Linked DNA regions of Mus musculus: regions 2 and 3 are each linked to region 1. The links are chromatin loops, found by intact Hi-C in ENCODE. Cell type or tissue: left cerebral cortex. All regions are shown on one strand. Links, peaks and the distances in the headings refer to the core of each region. The heading gives the core; the rest is flanking DNA.

Region 1 (7,673 bases), core at 2,808-5,307:
GACTCAGCCCACAACAACAGCAATAAAAGATGAGCCATTTGTGTCCATCCAGGGATGGCAAGTACCCAGCATGTCCAAGGCTACTGAGATAGCCAGGAAAAGAAGGGGCTGTCCTAAAAAAATCTTCATCATTAAAGAAATGTTTTCCCATTGATGAACAGCTTGCTAAAGGCAGATAAGCAGGCTGAAAAGCATAAAAATGGAAGCATTCTTAATAATTCATCTGCTTCCAGCTTCCATAAAGCAACTGCTATCCTTTCCCTCAGTGAGTCGGGGATGGTCTGCTAATGTCCCTCTCCTTTGTTACTACTGACACCCTAGGAAGGGAATGTTCTTGCTTGTTGATGTCACTGCTAATTAAGTGAATGAATCTCAGTGGATGCTTCCTTCATTGGCTGTCATAGTGACAAACCATACACTAGTCCCATCCCAAAAAAGACCAGCTCAAAATTAATACCCCTGTCCAGGGCCAGCACCTACCTAGGGAAGAATTCAGCAAAGCACCATTTTGTTGTGTCTCAGTATATGGATGACAAAAAAATCCCTATTATCCCCTAGTTGTCCACATGTCATAGCAGCCTGGCAGCCTGTCCTTCTGAAGAAGGCTTCTGTGTTTAAGAGAGATGGTTTAGTCCTTAAGAGGAAGCAAGACACAGAGGCCTGGTTCTTCCCTCCCTTTATTTACAACTCACTGAGTGACTCTGGGCAAGTCCCTCCATCCCTCCGAGTGATAGTTTGGTCATCAGTGCAATGCCACCCTTTCCGACTCTAATACTGTGATTTACCTTAAATGTAGGATGCAGCCTCAGTACAGCTGAAGGTGAGCTCTGCCCAAAGACAGAGAGTTATAGCTAGAAGAGCGTCAGGTTCCTCCACAGTCTCAAGGTTTTCTTAAGCAACACAAGTACATTCCTTACTTCCCTGTTGATATAATGAAACAGAATGATCAAGAAAGTGTCAAACTACTCTACATTTATGTTTGAAGTGTCTGGGTGGTTAGCTGCCTTCTGTCTTCAAATGAGAATGTGGTTCGTTTTAGTTATTCTCTCTCTCTCTCTGCTGTTTAGATTAAAATATGGTATGTCACTCAACCCAATGCCTCGAGCCAGAAACAGAGAGCACCTGAGCCCTATCTGCCCATCAGTCACACTGACACACCACTAGATACTGACGACAGTCCACTCACTTTTCTCCATCTGCATGCCTCTTGGTCCAGTCCCCATCACCTCACATGGAACAGTGACTGTATTAACTTCTTGAATGTCTCTCCAGGTCCCACTTCCTAAATGTTCTCCTGGCTTCAGAAAAAGCAACTTTCCTAAATCATAAATCACTTACTGTGTCTGTTGTCTACATCTTTTTTTTTTTTTAAAGATTTCTTACTGCATTGAAGATGTTTATTTCACCCTGGTTTTTTTAAACAAACAAACAAACAAACAAACAAACAAACAAACAAACCCTGAGTTGTCCATCCTCCTCTCTCATCCAATCACATTCTCCCAACACTGTTTCTTTCCCAAGGTTAGCTCCCAGCCTGACCAGGTATCTCCTACACATGTTCAGCTCCCTGTTTGAATGTCAGTGCCTCAGACTAGCCTCTTTTGGCTCCTTCTGCCAAACCTTTTCTTTTCATCACAAATTATAACGGTGAATGGGGTTCCCCCCCCTCTTATTTATAACCTCTTTCCCTCATGAGGTTCTCTGAGGAGATAAGACACTCTAACTTAGTAAAGTATTCCTCTTTCCACCAAACTGGCCAGTTCACTGTAAGCATCTCTTGGTTGAACAGAGAACTGAGAAAGATCTTCCCTTTCAATGACAATATTTCTACATTGTCCAGCTATTTCCACGGATGCTGCTGCAATGATAATGTGTGCTGAAGTCTTTTTCTTTGAAGTTTTCCCAGGTTTGGGTCTGGGCTTGGCAACTCTAACTACAAGGTCTCCATCTTTCCTTCTCACACACTACCCTTCCGCTTAGGCATGCAGAGTTTTGACAGGTAGGCATGTTTCTTAATATACCTGACAACACCATCAGGATCTCATCGGGGACTTCTCTTGTGATGTCCATGGAGAGAATTCAAAGGTGACCCACAGTTTAGGGTAGAAGATGATACAGTTTATTCCAGAGAAATGCTAATAGTACAGTAACCAAAGAGACAAGTGCACAAACTTTAAGCCCCTGGAACAGTCAGCTTTCCTAAGAGACATCTTTTTCTTTCCAGGTGATTGACAGGCTCATTTGGATCAACACGTGCGTGTGTGTGTGTGTGTGTGTGTGTGTGTGTGTTTTGATAAAGCTTAGTTGACAGAACCAGATGACAAGCTACTTTTGTTCCTGGGTGTGTTCTTTGATGATCCTTGGATCAACTCTGACAGGAGCGGGTATTAGTGCACCCTTGTTCCTGTTCATTTAGACGAGGTCTCATGCATTCTGTCTGGCTTCAATCTGGAATTCGTTATGTAGCTGAGGATGACCTTAAACTTCCGGTCCTCTTGCTGTCTCTTCTTGAGAACTGGATCATAGGTGTGTGCCTCTGTGACTGTTTATGTGGCGACTTGCTCTTTATCAGAAGGTTTCCTGCTATACAGTAACCTTATAAGGTTTAGAGTTCCTGAGCCAGGTTTTCACGGTTACCCATTAATCATATCCTGGCATTTCAGAGCATCGCACCAGGGCCAGAGATGTGGTGAGGAAGCTCCAGTTCTTTGCTTTTCCACGTTGCTGATTCTGAGAAGGTAGCCCAGCCTGAATGTCCTCTCATCCTGCTAATATCTAACCGGCTACCTAGCAACATGATGGTTGTCCTACTTCCGTTTCTGGTGCTGGGATAAAATATCCCGATATAAAAAAACAACTTATGGGAGAAAGGGCCTATTTTAGCTCACAATTCCAGCTTATAGTCCATTATTTTGGGGGGAAGTCACACTGGCAGGAGCTTGAAGCAACTAGTCGGAGCACATCCGCAGTCTAGAGCAGAGAGAAATAAATTCACCTGTGCTTGCTTGCTTTACTCTAATACAGCCCAGGACTCAACCCCAGAGACACTGCATACAGCGGGCCGGTTGGCTGGGTCTTTCCACACCAATTAATCTAAGAAAGAAAAAAGCCCCTCCTAGGCATGCCCACAGGCTAGCCTGATCTAGGCAATCCCTCACAGAATCAACAAGGATTCTGTCCCTTTCTAGGTACTCCACTTTAGGCAAAGACTGTAGCCTGCTTCTTAAGCTCTAAAATGAGTTAATAATAGAATCTGATAGGTTTTCTTGAGGATTTAATGAGGTAATGAATGTAATTATAATGGCAAGCACAATGCCTGACCTGAAACAGATGCTTGGCAGCCACTAGCTCTTACGAATAATGTTTTATTCAATCAGGAAAGGCAGGTCTAAATGCTGAGGAAGCTCAGGGCGAGGTGGGAACGTCTGGAGAGGTATGCATTCTGTTTCTGGTGGGGTTTTTTCCTTGCTTTACTTAATACAGCCTAGGACCCAAATGCCAGAGAATAGTACTGTGTACACCGAGCTGGGTCTTTCCATTTAACCTAAGTAGGAAAAAAGCCCCTCCAGGCATGCCCATAGGCTAGCCTGATCTAGATCAGCCTAACCTGATCATAGCTGGCACCCCCACACATTGTATCCAATACTCCATGATTCAAAAGGTAATGAACGAGAAAGTGGTGGGCTTCAATTCCCAACCCTATTAATACCACAAGATTTGAGCTACATAAACCACTAGTATGAAATTGCTGGTATTCATTAAACCTTGACAATATGAATTATGTTTAGAAATAATGAATACACACACATATATAGTGTTTTGTTTGTTTTGGCTGTTTTGAGACAGGGTCTCAGTTTCTAGCCTAGGCTGGCCTGAAATAATATATTTTTAAATTAAGTCACTTGCCTGGAGGTCGGCCTCGTACTGGCATTTAGTGACATCTCAGTAAAGGCAGGGCATAGGCAGTATGAACTTTTTACACCGTGATTGTTTCACAGGAGTGACAACTGCGAGAACTTCTCATTCCCTTCGTCTGCCCTCACTGTTTCACCAGGTTTGGGTAGGAAGCACATGCCTGGTGTTCTGTGGAAGTGGTGGAGTGGGAGGAGGTTAACTGCAAGCTTTATCTCTCTCTGCTGCCAGTCGTCCAATTCTATGCTTTTCTCTGACTTTCATCAGTGATGAGGTCATCCCAGCGCGAGAAAAGCAAACTCCTATCTTTCAGATTCGATGAAGGCTAGCATTGTTTAGTCTGCATAAATAGAGGCCAGACCCATAGAGCCCAGGAGGCAAGCGGCTCGCCCTCTAGCGGTTTCACTGGCTAATGCCGGTCACTCACCGGAGCACTGACAGGAAGGCGGGAGCGTGAGGGCTAAAATGTAAGTTAAAATTAGATCAATAGTCAGCTTGGCTGTCTCAATCAATGCTTCGCAGGGAGAGCATACAACCATCTATTTATAAGCTAAACCCGGTATTATCTTCCTCTTTTAGGACGCAGAGATCCATTACTGCGCGCGGCAGGGGAGAGGATGCTGCGCGGAGGTTCCTGCCACTTTACAGCTCACTGGCTCGCGCTACCTCACCAGCCTGGGATGGGACGCTGCTGAAAGACCAGCCTAGCCTTCGGCTCTTCTCTCTGCGCAGGACCTTAGGGTCCCGTGCCCCTGCTGTGTCCCCTAACCACTCACTCTCGCCAATCCCGTGCAGCAATCGACCGCATCCTAAGTTTTAAATTGACAAGGTCAAATAGGGAACCTAGTGCATGGGTGAGTTTGCGGAGGGGTATAGGGCAAATGCATTAAAAATAACAGAACTCAAGGGCCCTCCTACAGAAACAGGCCACACATCAGCTGGATTCTAAACACAGGCTTGACTGCCCTTTTAAAAGGTTTTCCAACTAGCTCCCCCACTGACCTGAATTATTCATCCTTGCTCAGGCAAATGTTGCTGTCAATAACTGGGGTTCCTCCTCCTCCTCCTCCTCCTCCTCCTCCTCCTCCTCCTCCTCCTCCTCCTCCTCCTCCTCCCCATCAAAACAGGAATAGATATAGATTTGTGTAGCAGGCCAGTGAAGTTCTTAAGTTAAGGTCTGGGAGAGGTGGAACTCCACTAGCCCCAGTCTGCCCCCCGGGAAGGTATCTCTGATACACAAAATAGATCTACAGGAAGCTATTGTGTTGCTGTGGTTAAACTGCAGTTTTTCAAATGAGAGAGAGAGAGAGAGAGAAAAAAAAAACAGAGACAGAAGGGGGGGGAGAGACAGAGAGAGACAGAGAGACAGAGAGACAGAGACAGAGAGAGACAGAGACAGAGAGAGACACACACAGACAGACAGAGGGAGAGGAGGGACAGGGACAGAGAAAGAGAAAGGAATTTGATTTGGCGCCCTCACAATGCAAGATCAAACCATAATTTTTCAGAAAAAAAAACTTGTATCATATATATATATATATATATATATAATATTCTAACTTTTGTTTTTCTGTATCTGGAATTTTTCTTTCATAAGCATGCACTATTTTTATGATAGAAAAACTTTAAAGGCCTAAAGAACTTTAATATTAGCATAAATGTACATTAAGTATATTTTTAGAGTGGATCTATTAGCTGCTATATCATTTGACATAAAAGGCTTTTGAACTAAAGATAGGAACTGTTGTATTCTTTATTTAGAAATAGTATCTTCCATCCCCTTCCAATTCTTGTTGGCTTACCTCCAAAATAGTCTGCATCTGTCGCTTCCTCGCCATCTTTGCAGCTCCTCTCGGGGACAAGCCACCATTCATCAGCTTTCACCTGGATACCCAAAATATCTTGTCGGCAGTTTCTTACTGCCACCTTTCCCCAAAGAGGGGCTTCACTTGCCACTGTAGCAACCAGATTGGTCTTTTAAAATGTAAATCAGATATTCCTTTTTTTTTTTCTTTTCGAGACAGGGTTTCTCTGTGTAGCCCTGGCTGTCCTGCCTTGGTTAGATGATGTTCTTTCCCATAGCCAGAATGTAGTCTGCTGGGGTTTATCTTCAGGGTCATTTTGACTGGGCTTGGAATGACCTGGGAGTTGTGTGTCCCTTGGATGTGTCTGCTTCCAGAGAGGTTTAACCAAGGAGGAGCTGAGGTGTGTCATGAAGGCAGGTGGTATCATTCCATGGGTTGAGGTCTCTGGCTGAATAATCAAGGGAGGCTGAAGAAATGGCTGGGCAGTTAAGAGGGCTTCCTGTTCTTGCAGAGAAACTGGCACAGTTCCCAGCACCCATGCTGTGGGACCTAACAATCTCCTGTAACTCTGATGCCACTGGCACTTAAGTCTAATGAATACATAGGCACACACAGACACTCCCATACACGTAATTTAAATAATGAGCATGCACACTCTCTGTTTTCTGATGAAGGACACAGTATTATTCATACATTCATATATGGGTGTCTAGACCCCTACACTCCCTGGGCCATACTTTCCCATACCCTCCTTCAAACAGTGATCAACTACAATGACTACTTCCTTAAGTTGTCTTTGTATCTGCTCATAGACACAAGAGAAGCAATGAACACATGTGCCCTCCGGTTGCTGCCTACCCTGCTGTATCTCAGACAGCGCTGGAATCCGGCTCCACCACAGCACATTTTCATCATTTCTCCATGGGGCTCGAACCTTTCAGCTCCTCCTTTCTCCAGTTCCAGCCCTGGCTTTTCCCTTTCTGTAAATGACCTTGGATATCAGACAGTCTCAAAAGCGCTTCATATCATTCTACTCTGAGCTCATAGAGTAGGGCCCTTCTGCCTCTCCAAAATTTAACCACATTGTTTTGTTTTGTTTTATCTCACAATGCTTTATTTTATGTAGATGGATTGACTGACTGACTCTGTGTGTGTGTGTAGTGTGTGTGTGTATATGTGTGTGTGTGTTAGTACACATGTGTAGGTCCAAGGGCAATGTGTGTGAGGGATTTCTTTTTCTCTTTCCACTATGTGAATCCCATGGATCGAATTCAATTGTCCAGGTTTGGGGACAAGTGCCTTTACAAAATGAGCTACCTCCTCAGACTAGCTTTTATTTGTTTAAAACATAGCAATGATCTACCATTGCAATTTAGTTTGTTCTCACACATTACAGTACAAGCCCCATGTCTTCCCTGTTCTCGACCTTCTCTTTGGGTTCTAGGATAATGCCTGGCTTATACATGGCATTCAACGAGTATTTGTTAAACGGATTATTGGTTGTGATTTCCTAGTCACTGGCTTCTAAATGCTACTTGTAATATTCTGAGTATTCGCCTTTGAATTTTAAATTTATTTGTATGCCCATATGCTTCCTCTTCTCAAGTGTGAACTCCATGAGGTGGGATCGCATTTAGTTCATTTCATTTTCTACAGCCTTATGGAGTCTGGCACATTACAGGTGTTTAATATATTTGTTGGGTAAAAATTGCCATAAGGGAAAGGATAATACATTGACTCAATTCGACCTTGTCCCAGGTCTAACCTTTCACCAGAGAAGACGAGATGAATACTGATGCCCAAAGGGATAGATTGCCACTTTGATCCCTCTCTCCTCCTCGCACACTTGTTTGCTGTATTTTCAAAGGATATCCTCATCTTTGTTATTTTATTTGATCTTCATGCCAGCTGGTATCTAGGAACAGAGGCTCGGGGTATTAACTGACCTGCTCAAGC
Region 2 (7,673 bases), core at 3,040-5,539, 200 kb before region 1:
ATGCTTTATAGAATGGAAAGAAAATGACAGGCAAGATAGTTGTTTAATATTGATGAATCACTTTGATTCATTTGAATAAGGAGTGCTGCATAAAAGAAACGTAAAAGGATATCCTTTTGGCAAGGGAAAACCTAGCGTTTCACTCTGAATATGAGAAAAAGCAGGTATTATTATTTAAGACTCTTATTTAAAAAAAAAAATTAGGCTTCTTCATCTTAGGACTCTCCTGAGAGTCAGCACCAGCTGGTCTCGTGTCAGGTGGCTCGGCTATGGTAGTTGCTTTAGCTGCTGAGGACTGTTGTATAGAACTCGCCACAAAATGCAAAATGTTATTTCATGAAGAACAATTTGCTTGACGAATCAGAACACATTAATATTTTATAATTTTCCATTCTGATAAGCAGACTGCTCGTTTCATTGACTGGTGGAGATAGTTTTGTTTAATGTCATTTTCTCATTCTTTTCCAGCTATTGATATGCATTTATTGATGTTAAATATTTTTCAAGAGTTAAATAAGAATGCTGGTGTGTTGACTGAAATTATTTTTAATGTTGACATCTAAGCCATTTCCATCCAGTTTTTCTGAAGCATCTCATACACAATAGAATTTCTTTGCTATATATTCTGTCTGATTAAAGTCTTCACCCTGTAGCATGAATTAGGAAGACATGATGTCTTTGATATACCTGATATTTACATATTAATTACCCAAAGTATCCAACTCAATATAAAATATTAGTGTGGAATATCTTGGCCAATGTGTGTACCTAACAGAATGATTAAGTGGCTCTTAAAAGATACTATCACCAGATCATTAGCCCCTGAAGACCTAGATAAGGGTTGGAGGACCAAATTGACGGTATAAGAGTCTCTGTCCTGTGATTCTGCAGAGTGCGACCAGAGAATCTCTTAAAGGAAGTAATTTATGTTCAGTGCACTCTCCTATCAAGTGGCAAAAGTTAGTCCTTGCCTCTCAGTTGTACTGTTACACCCACATAGTGACCAAAAAAACCGTACTAGACAGTTTTCAGGGAAACATCTCGAGATGTTACACTACTGTTTAGCAGCATTCCTTCCCAAAGTATTTTGGTTGAAGTAAACTTCTGTGGGATTTGAGGAAGCCTAAGGTTGTTAAATTGAAATTTTAATAGGGGCCGCTTCAAGGAATTGTCGCATGAGTCAGGCATGGAGGATAATCCAGACTGGATAATGTGAACAAATACAAATTTGCTATTCCCAAAAGTCTGATGCAATCTCCTTCCCACGCCATTTTAATTTCTGAACCGATTAGTCAAGTCACATGGGTTATTCAACAGTATGTGCTGTACCTGCTTTACATCGGAGAAGCTGTGCTTTTCTAGAGATTCATGAGTTGTCTGAGGCTTTTCCTTACGGGGGAGGAGAGCACTACGCTGCAGTCTAATATTTTACCATGTGACCATAGTGTCATCCAATAGTAGGCCAGCATACATAAGGCGAAAGTAGAGTCAACTAAATGAACTAAGGAAAGCTGTCTGCTGAATTCTACAATGAACATATATATTATAAAAATAGAGTACCTTCTAATCACAGTGATTTTATAATTATTTCATGAAGCAATATTACCTTTGAGAAATTATTTTCCTAGTAAGTCCACAGCAAAGATTTTCCACACTTTAAAATACATCAGTGTCTCCCATAAGTTTTGCTCAAATGTAGAAAGATTCTTATGCCCAGGACTTGTGACTCACCCAGGCTGAGATTAAGTCTGAGAACTTACATCTGCACTAGGATTCTTTTTAGAGAGCCACAGCTTAAGGCTACTATTCTCCAGTTGCTGCTAACTCACAATTAATTGTTATTGTTAATGCACTTTCTCATTCCCATTGTTCTCATGAGGAGAGGGTGGAAACAGAGGAAGGAGTTAACTGTTTGATACCAAATTACCATTTTATATCTCCATCTGTCTTCTGAGGAGTTCTTCTTGGTCCTATTATTACCCACTTAAGAAGAGAGTCAACATTTATGTATTTAGGAAACATTTAACTCTGCAAACGTGTTCGGTTTGGAAATATTTATAAGATAGACACATGAAGTATTTCCAGAAAGTATTTCTGCTAATTTCATTTATAAGCTTTTTGGAGGCATTTAGCCATGTGTTCTCTAGAAATGGGTTATTTATTGTGAAGTATAATTATCGAAGGAAACACACTTGTTATGAACTCTGGCCTTTTTAAAAAAAAGTTATAAATGGATTGTTTTTCTTTCATAGCAAGTCAAGTCCTAGGCTCCTGCCTTGAAAGCTAAGGAGGGCTTTCTTTCCTTTTCTTTCCTTTTCTTTTCTCTCTTTTTTCCTTTTCTTTTTTTTTCTTCTTTTTTCAATCAAATTTGGTTATCTTAAAGCCTGTTGAAATTAACCTACACAGAACCATGGCTCAGCAAAGTCATTTTGCTTTTTATAGGTTCCTTATGGATGTTTATATTAAAGAAGATAAAATAATACCCCTGCTTTATAAGATCTAGGAAGAAATGGAGCGCAGAGATTGCCTGCCCCTGTGTCAGTCAGCCTCTTTCATTTTGATACTCACATTTCATCTAGATTCCTCTCAGCCCATCCAGTGTGCTGCCACTCTGTGGTCCTAAGCTCGGATGTGTTCAGTTGGTCAAAATGAGTTTCCTATCTGCATTGCTGTTCACAGGTAGAGAGGCATATCAGTCACTTTAGATGTAGTTCCTGAAGACCGATGGCTGAATATAATGTCAAAAAGCTGCTATTGTTTTCCATTATTTAATAGGTCTAAAAGACTTGGCCAAAGTGCACATCCTTTGTCTGATTCGTGGCTGGCTCTTAAACCTAGTGTATGTCTTTGGACTGAAAAAAAATAACATACTTACTAAAAAGACACGGCTAATCTATATGATTTAGTCAAATAGATGTGGACATTAATCCGTTCTTTAGAAGATATTTACCTTGCCAGTATACGTAGGACCATAATCATACCAAATTTAGGGTTTTGTCACACTAGGATATGAGCAATAGGTACAAATTTAGAGCATTCATTTTCATGATAGAATACTTAATATGTTACAGAATATTGCGTTCCATAAAAACACTGCATACTTACTTCACTGCAACTAATCATAGAACATAATGTATGTTTTATTGGAAGCATTAACATTTCTTTTAAAGTGAGCAGTGCCAGCTATCCTCATATGCCTTATTTATTTATTTATTTATTTATTTATTTATTATTTGAGCAGTCATTTTCTTCTAGACTAGTGTCTATAGTAACTTAAAATTGCAAAAGATTTCATCATCACCTAATAATTTGACTCTGATCTTTACCACCTATTTCCCTTGTATACTCATACACCTCAAAAAGACCTAAAAATGAAGATTTTTTTAAAGCTTCAGAATGAAATTTTTTCTTAGTATTTTTCCTTTTATTTCAGATACTATTTCATGTACCCTTATTATTTGTAAATAATCTGAATATTACATAATAGTTAAAAAATAGTGTTAACATCATAACACACACCATACATACTGAGGAAAATATTATTCACAGCTATGAGTTTATAGTACACTTTATTCGTTATCTACCAGTGTAGCACTCACACACTGATGGGAGGAAGCACCATTTAGGCCAGTCATTGGTAAACGGACATTTACGATACTGTTCTTACTTAAAGGGAAAAGCATATGTCCCTTACGTTGGAAATTTTTTGTAGGAGTGAAAAATAACAAAATGACAGATTAACATTTCTATGACTTATTCTTGAAGTCAAAGCTACCATCACAGATGACATTACTAAAACAATGTGTGACGTTAAAAGGGATTAGGCCCTAGACAAAAACTCTGAAAACTAGAATTTGTAGGATCAGTGTAGAAAGAAGCCAGCAGAAAAGATTAACAAGGGATGGTCTCAGAGGTCAATCTCCAGGAATCAAAGTCCAGGGAGGAGTTTTCCAACCCCAATGGCATCAGCAGTGTTAGGTGCTACAGAGGAATCTAGAAAAAGACTGACGCATCTAAAATATATGTCCAGTCTAATGTCAACTTCTGAAAAAATATTCACTCTTCAAAAAATAGTATTTTAAAAAACATGTTTAGAGAAGTCATTTCATGAAAATTTTGTCAGAATTTGGAAACATGAACCATTCCCACACATGCATACTTTTGGAAATCAGGCTTTTAAGCAACTTTTTGAGAATTGTCTTATAGCCATGAACAGGTAAACATCTCTAGAGATTAAAAAGAAAAGCAGGCATGCTATCCTACTGTGTAAGAACACCTCACAGTGCATTCACAGGGGGCAAGTAGACTTTAGTGTGAACTGGACTTTATGAGACCCCAGTTACAGTAAAGATGAAGTGCAGTCAAGTAGTAACAGAAATCGTGGACCAAAAGGAACAGCAGAGGGAGCTGAAGAAAGAAGCACAGAGATGAGCTATAGAGTGCACTGCTTCCCAGCATGCTGCCTCTCGGTCGTGCTTGCTTACACAACAAAGTTGATAGTCTACAAACTAACTATTCAGTTTCATTGTGTAGCCAATTTTGGAATTGTAGTAAAAGTGTTTATATTTCTTAGTGATCATGATAAGTTATAAGTGCCGATTGTTGTACTATCTCAGAGATAAAGTAGAGCCTTGGAACCTTGCTACTCCCTAACATGAAACCCAATCCCCACAGTGCAGTACTGCGCAGGGTTTCTTGTACTTTAAAGGTAAAGCAAATGAGGCCCAGAGTCCTGAGTATTTGCTTACAGCTACGTAGCAGAAAATAATGACAGCATGTCTGCCTGGCATAGAAGCCATGGCTCCTACATTTTAGAATCTTGGTTCAGGAGCCTGACATGTACATTCAATCCTTCATTCCTTAATTTACAAAGAGTCAGTGATAATAGCTTGTTAGTTTTCTCTTAGACTAGTCATAGGTGAACAATTAAACTCAACTCGTTCTAGAAGTAGTTAGGAAGTGCTATGCTTCAGTGAAAACTTGCCTAGTGGAAAATATTCCAAACTTCAGAAAGATTGGGCTCCTTATGCTATATTCAAGATGTGATGAGAATGACCATAAAACCTACTTAAACTGTAGCGTCTAGGAAGAAAAACAATCTTCATAACCTCCTTTAGTTAGACATTTGTTTTTAATAGCCCACGTAACACATTAAATCCGTGTTTCTATAAAGGGCTCTTATTTTGTAGAGTCCCTTTTACCAGTGAGTACCCATGCATGGCATCTGTCCCAGAGCTGATACCCATGGTCACTAGGCCACCTAGTACAAGTTAATGGGCCAGAGTTCCTCCTAAACCAAACTGAGAAAGCTCTGTATACACTGAGAAAGAACTCAGAATTGTAGATATTGAGCATGCTTAAACTGTTACTTCTTGCTCTGATGGTGACTTCTTCCCATGAAGAATGCTGTGTTCATGTCCTCTATGTATCCCCTTTTCAACTGTTACTGAGGTTAAAATGGAAAAGGAAGTTTATATATGAAGTAAGAAAGGGTGGTGGTGTTCAGTCATAGTAGTGTCCAGGTACTGCAAAAAGTATATAGTCAGGATGATGTCATATATGCAGATGAACCCAGCATAGTGCAGGCAGGTTCTTAACTGTACCCCACATGTTTGAGGTCTATTACTTTTGGAGTATAGTTTATAAGTGGTCTCTTAAGGGCAGTCAGGATTTTATAAAAAAAATCCTCCCCCTCCCCCAACTTCTGTTATATTTCCTACCATTTAATGAGTTCTTTCCACAGAAATCCCACAGTTTTCCTTAAAAATTAATTGATTGTAAATGCAAAATAATTCTCTATCTCTTTGAATTTGGCCAACTGTTGAGTTAGTTCTTAAGTAGAAACCAACATGCAAATCAGGCTGAAGTTAAATTTAGTATCAGGAATATGAAAGATAATATTCTTGTCATTATATAGCTATCAATCCTGTACCTATTTTTGAGCAGCTCAAATGGTTCTCAAAATGATTGTTTCAGATTTGATGTAGCTAAAGCAGTTTGGTAGCTGGGAGCAATGTTAGATCTATAAACTTAAGAAAATTTCTAATTGTGTATGTAGGGAACCAAAGATTCTGTCATCGCAATTAATACTGTTTATGTGGATTATTCTCTGTATAGATCTCTTCAAGCACTTCGCAGTTGGGTGGCACTGAGCCTGTGAAACGCTGTGGAAATTCTGCACTCTTTCAACTGGCAGAGGCAAGTCATATGCACTTAAGATCCACAGATGTACAAATTACAAAATAATGAGGGTAGTGTTTCTGTGCTGTCTCATCCGTGAACACAAACATGCCATACCTGGTTTCCAACAGTGAGAGGACTACCTTTCACTTTACGATAGGGAATGTTTCTACTCAAAATCATCAGGCACTGATAAAGACTATACAGGGACATCTCAAAAGTTGCTTCACACGTATTATTTTTAATAAGGCTAGTTTTGTCTGTCTCGAAGCAGTAAGTCTAAGATTAGCAAGTTTAAATAAGTCCAGCCTGAGCACCCCAACTTTATTTATTTATTATTTTCTTAAACGACTTCTAAATCTATAAAATGCACTTCCTTTAGTCAGTGTGGTATGTGAACATGCACAGAGCATTCAGATTTCATATTCTATAGTCCTCGTCGACCGCTGAGACACCATCAAAGTAGTGATCTTGGAGTGCCATTCACACATTTGATGAGACATGTTCCTATTGTTCCCTTGGCAAATGAGGAACTACACGGCAATTGGATGAACTTGTAGATTTCTATCATGTTGCGACGCTAAAGAGAATATGTGGGGGGATTTCATCACAGCCAGGACACTCTCAACTGATACATGAAGTGGATGACGAGAAACTACAATGCTAAACATTTTCTTCCTTTTCCTTTTCCTTCCATTGTGGGCCCTTTGATTTCTTTTGTGAGTGGCATGGTTCTTTTACAAATTGACCTTAATGAGATCATCTATCATTTTCATCATAAAAATCTGAGAGTTTGGGGCTGGAGAGAAGGCTCAGTGGTTAAGAGCACTGACTGCTCTTCCAGAGGTCCTGAATTCCCAGCAACCACATGGTGGCTCACAACCACCTGTAATGGAATCCAATGCCCTCTTCTGGTGTGTCTGAAGACAGCAACAATGTACTCATATACATTAAATGAATAAATCTGAGTGTTTGAAATCTTTAAGTTGGCATCTTTATATTGAGCTTTTAAAGCTAAGCCAAGTTCTAGTTAGGAATAGAAGACCCTGAAACAGTAGCAGATACAAACACTAGAACAAACTAATACATTGTATTGTGCCGCAGACCCTTTGGGCCCCTTTGTCTGTGTGGAACGGGTCTTTAGTCGCGGGTGGACAAAGCGTAGGATGAATTGACGGACAGATGTACACAGGAGAGGTTGTGTAGAATCTGAATGTAATGTCAAGTCGAGCATCAGACTTTTTATGTAGAAGACAATAAAGAAGTTGGGTGACATACCCACACGGTACAAAGAAGTTACTAGATTTTTATATAAAACAGAGGAATGTAAACACAAGAGGTCTAACGAAAACCACCTGGGATAGAATTTATTGATAACAACTAGGATCAAAAAGGGCTCTACCTAAGATTTACTTAATCTTAGAAGCCAGGGTCAAGGGCTTCGTGCCCTTGCCATAATTCCTATTTTAGTCTATTGTATAGTCCACCCTTTT
Region 3 (7,673 bases), core at 3,040-5,539, 550 kb after region 1:
TGATGCGCACAGCACCCTGCCAACAGCAAGTGCTCAACCATTTGTAAATAAGTATTGTACACACATGCTACCTACTCAGATTTTTTAATATCATGTTTTTATTTATTTTAGAAAATAAGTATATAAATAAATACATATATGCAGTGTATGTTGATTTATCATCCTCTTCCCCACTTCTCCAAACTCACAGGGCCCCATCACGTCCTCCTTCCTGTTCCTTTTCGTGTCCTTTTTTATTTTTAAACACACTGAGCCCAATTACTGCTGCCCTATATGCGCGTGATGTCATGCCAACCACTACAGCATGGGCAACCTACCAAGGAGCACATCCCTGGAAGAAAAGGAACTATCCTCCCAGCAGCCATCAATAAGAATAGCTTGGAGGTGGGGCCTGTGAGTTCCACGCCCATCTCTGCTGGAATTTTGATTGGCTTGATTGCCTGCAGGCAACTAGGGCACCTTTGAGTTCCTGAGTGTGGAGGTCTTATCAAGTCTAGAGGAGGCTGTGTAACATCTGTTCCGTCATTTCCCTACCAATGGGTCCATGCTGGGTCACTCGGGAATTAGTGAGTTCAATCACAATTTGCTACATTATTAAGGTCTGGTCGAGTCTCCGCCCTCTGTTGCTTTCTCTGTCCCTTCAATTTTCTGGGTTCTGTATTATCAGACTGCCTGAGTTTCTATGGAGATTACAGAAGCATGACCTTGAACCTCATCCTGCTTTCTGGTGATAATTTCCTTTGAGGTCTAAAATTTGTCTTATTATTCTTGATTGCTTGGACTTTCGTGACTACATATATTTTCCCTTGGAATTCTACGCCCTTTCCTCCTTGCACTAGACTCAGACTGAATCACACGATTAGGGAAGGGCATTTGCTGCAATCTGCACTCGTACAGAGCAGCGAGGGTCTGGGGTGGTGCGCACTGTTTTGTGAGATGCTCATCTGTCCTTTCTGGATGTACTGATTATAGCCACTGTGAGTCATCAGCTAACGCGCGTATACTGAGCTCATGCCAGAGCCTCAGCCGCCCCTTCCTTTTCCCGCCCATCACAGCTCATGATCCCTTCAGCTTTCTCCTCTTAACCTTAGCTGTTTGGATCTCTGACTTCCTTTGCACTGATGATTATAATTGGGAAGCTGTTCTCCGACATTCGGATGTACCTGATGCGACACAGACTCTCTGCGGATTCAGTTTCCTCACAGAGTTTATTTATAGCTGAGGTTTGACGTTACCTGAAATCAAGCTTTTTTTTTTTTTCTCCCTTGCAAAAGTACTTTCAGTTTTTGTTCTTTGTGGAAGGAAGTAGGACAGACTTCAAGGCACAGTATTTTTGCAGTGCATCAGAACCTTCTTTGAGAGCTTGATTCGCAGTCTTTCAAGTAGACCAGATTTTCTCACCACAGTCAATTCTATGAAATGCCAGAAAGCAAGAGCTAGGCTAACTCAAACACACAAGCAGCCAAATTTAGCTTGACACCCTTATTAAATATTGACCTCATGGGAACTGAGGCTGAAAACAACCTTTGAGAAAGAAGCCAGTCTACACATTAATGGGCTTCCTTTGTTTTGGTTTTGACTGTCCTTTAGTTGCCTAGCCAATATATTGAAACCAAGTTAAACTTCAGGCTCAAACGATTTCCTTTTTAACACATAGCTTTGACCTAGGGGAACTAATCAGATAGATAATATAATTGTTGTTAATCACCCGAGTTTGTAATTGTACCTTTGATCTGTATGCTGAGAAACACTTTGGCAATGTTGACTCCCTCCCCTCCCTCCCCACCTTCTGTAGTTGGTGGGCTTTTTGTTTTGTTTTTGTTTTGATTTGTTTTATCTCCCACCTTCCCCCTAGAAGCTAAGCAACATAATGTGTGAAGTCACCAACTTGCCATGACAGAATAAAGAAGAGATCCAGCAAATGGGAGCCTATGTCACTTAGTTACACTAACACCATTAACACTCAGTCCTTTCAGTAGGGATGCATCAAGCAGCCATAGTTTTGCCTTTGCCCTTTCCCTGTAGCAGGCAGGGACTTGCAAACACTTCTTTCTTTCTCATCTGACAGGTGTTTCTTCCATGCTTCAGCATCTTCAGTTTTTTGACACCTAAGAAAGGGATTTGAATTCAAGGATACTCGAATTCTCTCTCACCCCGCCCCCCTCTGCGTGTGTGCGCGAGTGTGTGTGTGTGTGTGTGTGTGTGTGTGTGTGTGTGTGTGTGGCCTGTGAGTGCATTTTGATGTTTTCCTGGGGCCTCATATGACAGCTGAACATAAGAAAATAAAACCTGCAGCTATTAGCATTGTTTGCTCCATGTGAATGATATCGCACTAATGCCCTAGGTTCTAGAGCTCAGTGAGACTGGTTTTTGTTTGTTTGGGTTTGGTTTTGGTTTGCTTTGTTTTTTTGGCAAGACCCCAAACCTTGTCCTAAAGGCAGCCACATAGGATGTACTCTGTTCCTGAGAAGATTCCGAAACCCACAGCCGCTGCTCATCAGCGCGAGGGTGCAAACCTCTGGTTTTCTGTTTCTTCCTTTTCTTCTCAAATTCTGCTTCCGCTTCTGAGAGTTGAAGCTGCCGTGACGGAGACTCTTCTCATCTCACTCCAGAGCTCTCTGAAGTGAATATGTTAAAGGCATCCAACGAAGGCCCTGCCTGAATTGAACTTTTGGGGTTCTTTAAATCTCAAAAATCTCCATTGCTGAAGCAGCTCTCTTCAGGGTTCCTGGGAGAGCTCTGGGTTCAAACTAGACCCTAAAGGTTAGAACAGGATGGACTAGTTGTTTGTACAGGCCATATTTTTCCCCTCACGGAACTGAGGTTCTTAGGCTCAAGAACTGGAATTCTAAAGTAGTTTTTAAAATAGAAAACTTCCAGGTTGGATGTGACTATATTTAGATGCTTACATTTATTACGCTTGAATTTTTCTAGAATATTCCACTTTTAGGAAGACTCAGCCAAGGGTATTAGAAATGTAGAACAAGGAAGGATGCAACTCCTAGCTGGGCCCTTATGTTTAATTATAGACATTACAGACAGATAGAGGGAAAAGCATTTAGGGAACAAGCAACACAGTAGTGCCCTAATGCCACCAAATGCAGAATAAAATGGTTCAGGATGCACTTAACAGATTTTACTGTGTAAAGGACTCTTATTATGGTAGGAAGATCTACTGAATCTCTGAGTAGTTAGATAAAGGTGAAGGATTTATTCCCAGGACTGTTATAAAGATGCCCCTACTTTTAACATGTTCACTTTAAGACTTGTTCCAAAGACAAAATGTATATAAAAGAATAAGAAATGCAAACAAAACATTGCTAGATATTAATGACATGAGAACCTAAGTGGACTACTGTCTATTGGCCAGTTAACTCTGTCCAATTCTAATTGGCCAGTTCTAACGATGAACCAAACTCTGTAGCCCGAGGAATGCTTACCGTTAGCTTTCAAAGCAAAACAGAATAATAATTCTCAAATAAAAAAAGTTACATCTCCTTTGTTATCTTGGTGCTGACTTCAGTATAAACCCCAAGCAAACACTTAGATAAGAACGTACTCAGAGGGAATGGTAAGTCTCTTCAAGAGGAAATGGACACCTTTAACCTTCTACAATGCACTGAGAACATGAAGGTTTAGAGGAGTTCACCGGGGATAACTTGAGTTTATATATATATATATATACACACATTAATTCTTAGGCCTTTTAGCTATAGCTCAAGAACTGGAATTCTAAAGTAGTTTTTAAAATAGAAAACTTCCAGGTTGGATGTGACTATATTTAAATGCTTACATTTATTATGCTTGAATTTTTCTAGAATATTCCACTTTTAGGATGAATCAGTCAAGAGTATTAAATGTAGAACAAGGAAGGATGCATATATATATATATATATATATATATATATATATATATATATATATATATATATATTCTTGTAAATGCATGCCCTCAGATCCATTATGAGGGAATGACTCCATGGAAGGAAAGAAAGAAGAAAGGGAGGAAGAATGGAAGGAAGAAAGGAAATTAGAAAAAAAGGAACTGCATATTATTATTAGGTGGATGGGGAAGGAGGGTGTCTGAGTGCGTTCAGGAAGGAATTGGGACAGGGGTTAATAAGTTCAAAATATGTTGTATGAAATTCTCAAACAAATAAAAAGAAACCCCCAATACATGGCCAAGTTGATAAAGCCATGCCCTGATGAGGCTGGTAGAATATACTGCCATCTAGTGGTACTAATGGAATGAGCGCTGTGTCCTCAATGTCACCCTCTGGGCTGAGTGATGGTTGACTGAACGCACTAGAAGGAAGATATACTACACAGAGCTAAAGCTGGCAGTGGAAAAGTACCTTACGTGTGACTTTTTAACCACTGAAGCCTTATAGCTAACATAGCTGTTTCAGTGGGCCCCCAGAAAGGATAGTCAGAGAGTCAAAGACAGGAAGTAAAGAAAACAGTTCATCAAGCAAATGAGAGCTAGTCTTCCAGGGACACCACTCTACCACCTGAACTCATTCGATTATGGGAAAATATTCATTATACAAACATGGAAAACACAAAGGAATAAGTATGACCTAGAACCAGCTGAGCTGGCCACTGGAAAGCTGCACACAGTGCCGAGTGGACACATCTGCCTCCCTGGCTTCTGATAGAGTTGTAGTGCTGAGGTGGATCTAATGACACTGCTTGTACAGGTGGTCTCTCAGTCTTTATCATAACTATGTCTTCCTAAAGGTCTTTGCCTGAAATTAGTTGCTGAGCCTTTTATTTCCTGTCCTGGTGGTGGTATAGAGAGCTGCTGAATTTCAATGAGTCAATGTGTCTACAGTTGAAGGTTGAATCAAGAAGATGGAGTTCATCTGGGAGTCAAGAGGTTACATAGGGTTTATTAACCAACTTGTCAGTTCACTTGTTCAGTCTTCTCGGAAATGAGGGCATTTTCAGGATTCTCCCAATTATGTAGCCTACCCCAGGGACAAAGCCAGATACTGTTTGTGACCTTTGTATCTTAACACTGAAGATTCTACCAAATAGGCTGGGCTTTCAGAAACATTGTCTGAGAATACCACATAGAATCTCATTCAAAACCTATCTAAGGTCTTTCTTTGGGCCAAGGGAAAGTGATTCTAGCTGATTGTTTGAAGAGGAGATAGCTATGAGAATATTTAGTCTTTTGACTAAAAAAAAAAAAAAAAAAAAAAAAAACCAAATAAACAGCATTTTACCTGTATGGATGTTTTGCCTGCATATGTGTATACTCATTAGTGGCATGCCTAGTGTCTTAGGAAGTCTGAAGAAGGTGTCAGATCCCCTGAGACTGGAGTTATGGACATATGGGTAGGTGCCATACTGTGGTACATGTTAATTCGGGAAGGCTGATCTTCCCTAGTGTATTAGTCAGGATTCTCTAGAGTCATAGAACTTATGGGTAGTCTCTATATAGTAAAGGGATTTGGTGATGACTTATAGACTGTATTCCAACTTCCCAACAATGGTCCGCTGCAGCTTTGAGTGGAAGTCCAAAGATCTAGCAGTTGCTCAGTCCCAGAAGACAAGCAGGAAAAGAAGAGAGAGGATCTTCCTTCTTCCAATGTCCTTACGTAGGTCTCCAGCAGAAGGTGTGGCCTAGATTAAACGTGTGTACCACCACACCTGGACCTGGGACCTGCTTTATCCCAGATGACCTTGAACTCCGAGATCTCCTTGCTTTACTCTCCTGGGATTCATAGCCACTATACCCCAAGATCTCCATGCCAAGATCCAGGTCAGAAACTTGTATCTTCTGGCCTCAAGATCAGGATCACAAGTGAGTCTTCCAATTCTGGATTGCAGTTCATTCCAGATATAGTCAAGTTGACAACCAGGAACAGCCACTACACCAAGGAAGAATTTCCTTTCCCTTCTGATCTACCTCTGTTTCTTCCAGTGTGGCCTGGGCTTTGGCCTCTTATTGATTCAATAACATGACCTTTTCCATTTCTGCTAAATTCTTGATGCGGTTTCAAATCTGGTTCATGAGACTAGAAACTAGCTCTGGGGAGAGAGGAAAGACCATCTATGTTGGAGAGGAGGTTTCATCTCTGTTCCATGATATCAGCACAACTTTCTCTACAAAGGACTACTGGGACCAATTTTATCCTTGGTAACTTTACGGCAAGGCTACCCATTACTGTTACTTTAAGTTAGAAGGCATCCCTTCTATGATATATTTTTTTGCCAGCTGCCAGAAATGGTCTCAATAATTGATGAAGGTTGGGGTCCTCAGAGCCTAATTCAGAGTTTTGTGCCTTGCACATATGTATGCATACATATAACTTCACATAGTTCTGCTTCTCAGGAGCCATGTCAGATTCTACACAGAGTTCCTCTCACATATAGACCCCAGACCAGGAATTCCTGCACTTCAGTGGGTGTGCTAGATTCTACACAGAGTTCCTCTCGTTTACAGACCCCAGTCCAGGAATCCCTGCACTTTAATTGGTGTGCTTCTCTGTTGATACCAGTGTCTCATTGTGCCAGTCACCAATCAACACTGGGATAGAAACTTTAAGCATAAGCAGGACACCATCCACCAGCAGCCAAAGCATGATCCCAGACAGTCCAGCCAGCCAGATGGGGTTCTAGAAGGACAGTAGCTTTCACTCAGACACAGGGCAGTTCTAGTGAGCCTCTCATAAACACAAGCCTTTGACAGCGAGTCAGCCAGAAAGTGGCAAGCCTTAGACACCTGATACTACACTACTGTGGTTGGTTCAGATTTTTCCTGAAGAGAGGCTCTATTCTCTAAAAGATATGGAGCAGGGCCAAATAGTACCAGGAATTCTGGAGCCAGAAGAATGAGAGTCAAGAACACATCTGCTCCTCTGTTTCTGAAGTCATATGCTATAATGAGTTAAGCCAAGAATGTTAAAAACTTACAATACTAAAGACATCAAGTGAAAACTCTTGGGTTAATAATAATCATTTCCTGCTTGGAGAAAATGTAGGGGAAGTTTGCCTCAACTCTGACTATGCCTTACAATCACCGGCAGAGCTTAAAACAGAACAAAACAAGCCCCCATATTCCAGTCCTACCCTAAGTATGGGAATTTGCTTCACCTGAAAGCCTGTAAAAAATGCAAATTTGCAGGCTCCATCCACTGAATCAGAAATTCTGTGGTGGGCTTGGCTTCCTGTTCCCAGGTGGTTACATGGCTGAGTTTGGGGGCTACAGTTCTAACACATCTCACAGCCCAGTCAGAGCCGGTCAAGTACAACACAGGTCAACAGAGAAGACTCCAGTCAGAGCTGGTCAAGTACAACACAGGTCAACAGACAAGACTCCAGTCAGAGCTGGTCAAGTACAACACAGGTCAACAGAGAAGACTCTGAGAGCAACAGATTGGCTTCCAAAGCACATCATGCACACCACATTGGCTCCACAGGAAGCATCCTGCTTTATTGGCTTGCCGTTTGGCAGCATATTCAAAATTTAAAATTCATTCCTTTAACCCAGAAATTTCATTTCTAGGGATTCACTCGTCTGCACTATTTTTACCAATGTGCAAATGTATGTGTATGATGTGGCAATGCAGAAATCCTTGCCATTGTGGCTAAGCAGATCTGGAAATGAATAAGGTACAGTTAAGGAAGCATCCCTCATCCTTAATAGAAAGGCTACATAATAG

The links. A loop is a pair of places that touch in the nucleus more often than their neighbours do. Peaks named below come from ENCODE experiments on the same cell type or tissue, not always from the same donor. Only the 100,000 strongest peaks of a DNase experiment are listed, where the experiment ranks them.
Region 2: it touches region 1 in a loop (2.3-fold over the local background); 3 of 42 quality-filtered maps call a loop at or near these places.
Region 3: a loop joins it to region 1, with 1.9 times the contacts of the local background. A loop is called at or near these places in 9 of 42 quality-filtered maps.

What each region holds. Positions count from the first base shown.
Region 1 is chr16:50,042,859-50,050,531 of GRCm38, reverse strand. Gm4827 (predicted gene 4827) reads left to right here. Exons shown (of 4, transcript NR_045935.1): 2 at 4,492-4,766. It overlaps Gm32101 (a long non-coding RNA gene), which reads right to left and starts at 902. Exons shown (of 3, transcript XR_001781999.1): 1 at 786-902. In left cerebral cortex, for the core only: a CTCF peak has its summit at 4,316; a DNase peak (open chromatin) is centred at 4,314; H3K4me3 peaks cover 729 bases; H3K27ac peaks cover 744 bases.
Region 2 is chr16:50,239,379-50,247,051 of GRCm38, reverse strand. It overlaps Bbx (bobby sox HMG box containing), which reads left to right. Exons shown (of 17, transcript NM_027444.3): 10 at 6,118-6,198. Among named protein-coding and RNA genes, the nearest start is that of Gm4827, 170 kb to the right of the region's middle. In left cerebral cortex, for the core only: a CTCF peak has its summit at 4,389 (motif pointing right); a DNase peak (open chromatin) is centred at 4,401.
Region 3 is chr16:49,497,600-49,505,272 of GRCm38, reverse strand. No RefSeq gene overlaps it. Among named protein-coding and RNA genes, the nearest start is that of Gm4802, 89 kb to the right of the region's middle. In left cerebral cortex, for the core only: a CTCF peak has its summit at 4,231 (motif pointing left); a DNase peak (open chromatin) is centred at 4,251.